Linked DNA regions of Homo sapiens: region 1 is linked to region 2. The links are chromatin contacts, found by Hi-C in ENCODE. All regions are on one chromosome and are shown on one strand. Each heading gives the region's core, a stretch centred on a gene start or an enhancer-like site at or near the end of the contact. The rest is flanking DNA. Distances are from core to core; before and after follow the strand shown.

Region 1 (2,700 bases), core at 176-2,675, 640 kb after region 2:
AGTGACTAATGCTTCTGCAAGTTTTTCTTTGCTTGAACTGTGATGAGTTTTTTTTTATAGTTGTTTCTCAGTGATCCATATTAAAACACAAATACCTATGGAAGGGAGATTTTATCTGCTCCTATCTCAGACTACAGAGATTAAGGCCCTGCCAAGAGATTTGGAGAGTACTCCAGAAAGCTTTATCTAGTTTACAGATTTGCCACTCTGATACAAATATTCAGTGACTTCAGGCAAAAGGGATTGGGTGGGGGAGGGAAAGGATTGGAGACAATGACAAGAGTGTATGATGATCTTGTATTTTTAAAGACATGATGAAAGGGAGATATTTTTAGTAATTTTCCCAGCTCTTAATAGAACTACCAGAAATATCATAGCAGTATTGTTACTCCTGCCTACTGAAATGGAATCTGGCAATGACAGCTGACAGCATCCATGGTCAGAAAGAAGGTTTCACTGATAGGTCATAGCTGGAGTTCACAGAAAGCAATTTTTTTTTAGTAGAAATATCTTTTTTATTTTATTTTATTATTATTATACTTTAAGTTTTAGGGTACATGTGCACAATGTGCAGGTTTCAGAAAGCAATCTCAAACTTTCTCCAGGTGACTGACATGCTATTTGGTTCCACTAATTGTCTTCTAAGTGGTATGAGTGGTATTTTTTTCTAAGTGGTATGAGTGGTATTTATTTTGTTTTTTATGGTTTTTTGAATAGGTTTTTAAATTATTATACTTTAAGCTCTAGGGTACATGTGCAGAACGTCCAGGTTTGTTACATAGGTATACAAGTGTCATGGTGGTTGGCTGCACCCATCAACCCATTGTCTACATTAAGTATTTCTCCTAATGCTATTCCTTCCCTTGCCCTCCACCCCCGACAGGCCCCAGTGTGTGATGTTCCCCTCCCTGTGTCCATGTGTTCTCATTGTTCAACTCCCACTTATAAGTGAGAGCATGCAGTGTTTGGTTTTCTGTTCTTGTGTTAGTTTGCTGAGAATGATGGTTTACATCTATAATACAGATGACCAGATATATACAGATTTAATTTAATGTAAAGGAAAATAAAACTTAGCCACCCTACAAATACAAATTGCAAAGTAAATACATTTCTACCACATTAGGACAATAATCCTCTCTATTTCATTACTGACCACAGGATGCCACGATAATGAACATCTCAATATATTTAGAAAACTTGTGGAAACCTCAAGATTCAGCAACCAGATGAATGTAAGAAGAAATATAGTAAATTCCCTCCGGAGCACTTGATTCCTGGTTGCCTTCCAAGTTCAATGGCAAGCTACTAACTTGTTAAGGAGCCCTCTGCTCCCTGGTTCACCATGCTCTTAAGTGTCATTTTTCTATCAACCATATGAGAAAGTGGAGTGTTTTCTGTATTATCTCCTGAGTCATACTATTTCTACAGTCCTATGTCATTCAGGTTTTTCTGGTTGTTATTCCTGTACTTCATTTTCCTGAAGCTTGTCTCCCCTTCATTAGAGTGGATGTTTGAGAGGCCACGCTTAAGTGGCTTGCATTTAGAAGCATGGGAAAATACTTCAAGCATTTAATTTAGACAATTACATATGTATACCAGGAGGATGAAATTCACATGAGAGAAGCAAGAAATTTTTGTTCTGCTGCCTTGCCACAGATAAGGAATCATCCTTCTTCTTTTTGGGGGAGGGAGTTGACTTTAAAAAATAATTATAGCATTGTGGAGAACTGACATGGGCCATAGAGTACTTCTTTAAAAGAGACAGTGAAACAGACAAAATAGAAAGACAACACAATACTATAGGAACGTGAGACATCAGTTCTTCTTTCTCCACTCCAAAAATAAATTTATAGAGAACAAATATATTCTTTAACTTTGCCAGAATATACAATTTCCAAAATATACTAGCAAAATTAATTCTGCTTAGATACATCTGGAAATGCCATTATTTGGGACCTTTGGAGTATATATAATGTACTGAAGTAGAAATTTACTATTTGCCAAGGAATTAGAGAGTATTCCAACAAAGTATCTTAAATAAGAATCTGAATTGTTCAATTCTTGGCCCTGGGAACCTGGGAACATAAAGTTTCCAAATGAAGCAATGACAGAACACACCAGCTGGAGACACCCTGTCATGAAGGATGGATTGATGGTGCCAGAAGATTCATGACCACGTACTTTCTGTTTTATTCTTACTTAAGTTTTTAAAGGGCATTTTAGTGTCCTTTATGTTGCTATTGGTATCCTTCATGAGTACAATTTATGCACCCTGTCATCTATGCCACCCTTGGATTTTTTTGGAGGCGTCCATATAAACTGGATGATTAGTTTCTTCCATCATCTCTATCATCACCTCAAATTTTAAATATGAAAGAACCTCTGCACTGTACCTATTGTTCTTATACTGACATTGAAAGATGGTTGTCTTCAAGTTAGAATCAAGTAAATGATGCCAAGCCAAGTTTTAGTTCTTCCTTTTAGAAATCTGAAGCCAATAACATAGGGGGGAAAGTCATCAGCCACATAGGGGAGAAGAGAGAACACGGAAGATTAGACATGCATGGCAGGCTGAAAAAGAATTTCTTGAGTAATGATTTACTGGGATGCAATAGCCTGAAACTTCATGAAAATGCAAGATGAATTTCTCCTTCACTACTTTCTTCTAAAATTATTTAGTAGTATACATTTTTCTCACAA
Region 2 (2,700 bases), core at 141-2,640:
CAAACGTTTAAACCTCCCAACATGTTTCTGCAAGCAACGTTCTGAACAAGGAAGCTAATATAGGAATTTTTTTCTGGCATTATCAGTGGAATTGAATTCAATTGCATAGTCAGGTAGTCTTGCCTGTCTGGTGACATTCAAATGGACTCCAAGGAGAGGGGCCTGTAGCCCAGGAACTGCGGCACTCACAGCCTCAGACCAAATCCCTTCTTCATTCTTGACTTCTCTGTATTTTAGTTGTCCAATCAGATGAATGGGGATAATGATGAATATAGTAATACCTACTTCATAGAATTGTTGTGAGGATTAAATGAGTAAACACAGTAAATGTGTAAAGCCTTTAGAACAGCTCCTGGCACAGAGTAAGTATGTGCAAGTGTGCAGGTGTTAGCTGGTGTTATGATGCCTGAAGTGGCTGCCAGTTTTGCCCTCCCTCCTTCCAACATATACACTTGCACACCCACATGTCCATATACATATATAAATAGAAATAATGTGTATATATATATATATATATATATATATATATATATATATATATAAGCACACAAGATTTTTATGATCTTGTCAGGAAGGATATGTTTTCAGGGTGTCGTATAATTGAAAAGACTTTGAATTTAGTAAGTTTTCAAATACCATAGTTATTTAAAACAACAGACAAAAGGAAGAACATGTTTTAATTTCTACAGCATCTTTCTAGGATCTAGTGTTGTTTCATAACAGTTAGTGCATGAGGTGGAAAGGAGTGGGAGAGGATTATTTTGGGGATAGTTCTTCTTCCCTTTCCTGATATGTGTAAACATCAATCCACATCAACTTTACCAGTTGTCCCGTGGCCCTGGCACCCACCCCAGCAAAATGAAGCCCTAAGGAGAAATTACAGAAGATAGCAGGGAGGGGGGTTGAGAAGCCAGTGTATTCCTTGTGCTTCCTGTGTCCAGACTAAGGTCCCGTGACCACCTTTGCTTGCAGAAGGCTGAGCTCTCCTGAGTAAGAACTCAAGTTTTTTTCCAGTCTTCAGGTTTCTGAGTAATTTTGCCTTTGGGTACACAAGAAGGGATTAACGGACACATTAGCACCTCTTCTCCAAACTCCACATCAGCTGTTATCCGAAACAGCTCACATTTCCATTGCAACCTTACAGCCAGAGGGTCACCTTGTTTCCTGTCAATCTGTCACTGTGAGGATCTGTTTTTTTGCCATTCTTTTATGAAGTTGGAGAACTTGAGGCTGCAGGAGCTTGTGCTCAGTTTTGTTGAAGCTGCAGTTCCAGCACACATATCAACCATTTCTCATTTTCATACATGTTACTACTTGAGTCCTATTTGTGGCTCTCTACATTGCCAAATTCAACACATTTTCTTGGCCACCACTGACATTTGTCATGTTCCCAACTTTCTTTGCTCTAATAATTTGTATTTCCCTAGAAACCCCTATAAAAGGAAATGTTGACACTCATGTATGAGTGAAATGTGGGCTCTACCTGGGGTTAATGGTAACCCCCATATTTCACTGACATTTGTTCCTTAACTACATAGCACGAGAAGTCAGTCCCCAGAAAAATCCCTTCTAAGGTTTTCTAGATTCTCCTGGGAGATTTCAACCCAGTCCTCCCATATTCTTCTCCCTGCCCCCCATCTGCAACATTTTAGGCCATACCAATTCCTCTGCTGTTGGGTTTCTTTATGGAAAAGCTCATATCCAAGTCTGAGACAAAGGTGTTTTATCCTGAGGCTTTCAAAACTGTGAACCCTGGAAAGGCCCAAGTGGTCCATACATCAGTGAGGAGAGGGTTCCCGCTTCCCTTGTGCACATTGCTACCAGGCCCAAATCATACTGCTCAAGTCCAAGGCCTCAGAGAGTTCTTCCTGGAGAAGAAAGGTCCCTCCTCTGCCTCTAGCACTCCTTCTCTTCAGTCAAAAATCTGTTATGCATCTAAGAAATAAAATTGAGATGTCTGGCTTCTGGTCTGGCATGTAAAGAGCTTAGAATTTGTTACTTTGTCCTAACAACAGGTAAAAATCTGAACAAACTGAACAATCAACAACTCTTCTTAGAGAAGTGAAGTCACAGAGTAAAGTGCTGCTCCCAAAATTTGAGAGACAGATAGGCAGACACAGGGAATCACAGCTTACCTAAGCAGAAATCTACTAGTAGAAAACCACCTTGGGCACCTGTGCTGGGTATGGAAACCTGAACTGCATTGATGAGTTGCTGGAGGCTCAGCATGGACAAGCCTGGGAGTTAAAAATCTGGGGTAGGGGACAGTCATGGGGAGGTTCTCACTTTCTGTGAGTTTTAACTCTAGGAGCTCCACCAGGTTCTTACAGTAAATGTTGGAGAAAACTCCACTCATGCTTCCAGGAGAGGAAGGGGAAATATACCAGAGCATCCTGATGTTGCTGGTTCTGGAACCAGACTTTGGAATAGGGTGTTGACCACTGTTTGCTGCTTCTCTTTTCTATGGCTTGACACAAACCACTTCTGCACCTTCACTGCTGAACTCTGTGCCTGTGCGCTGGCCTGCTCGCCTTCACATTCAGGGACCCTGCCATGGCTGAGAGTGAGGGCTACACAAGAATGCATGGCAGTAAGCTGAAGTCTCATCCTTCCCAGCTGAGCTTTGCTTCTGCAACTAGGAGAACTGACATTTCCTCTCCCTTGGTAGTGGTGATTACTCCATAGAAGCACCTGTACCAA

What was found. Hi-C counts contacts between places; a loop is a spot of excess contacts on that map. Pooled maps may share reads with other maps.
Region 1: a loop to region 2 is called in a pooled map of heart right ventricle, with 1.8 times the contacts of the local background. The contact joins two enhancer-like sites. A Hi-C loop is called at or near these places in 1 of 168 maps with a recorded cell type or tissue (MCF 10A), 1 of 37 single-sample maps with no recorded cell type and 1 of 50 pooled maps.

What each region holds. Positions count from the first base shown.
Region 1 is chr4:74,292,331-74,295,030 of GRCh38, forward strand. The region is part of intron 7 of MTHFD2L (methylenetetrahydrofolate dehydrogenase (NADP+ dependent) 2 like); the gene reads left to right. The region is part of intron 2 of LOC105377276 (a long non-coding RNA gene); the gene reads right to left. Among named protein-coding and RNA genes, the nearest start is that of EPGN, 15 kb to the right of the region's middle. Within about 2 kb of position 1,426, at least 2 of the 41 ENCODE cell types and tissues checked have a DNase peak (open chromatin) inside an H3K27ac peak, as active enhancers do.
Region 2 is chr4:73,650,406-73,653,105 of GRCh38, forward strand. No RefSeq gene overlaps it. Among named protein-coding and RNA genes, the nearest start is that of RASSF6, 31 kb to the left of the region's middle. Within about 2 kb of position 1,391, at least 2 of the 41 ENCODE cell types and tissues checked have a DNase peak (open chromatin) inside an H3K27ac peak, as active enhancers do.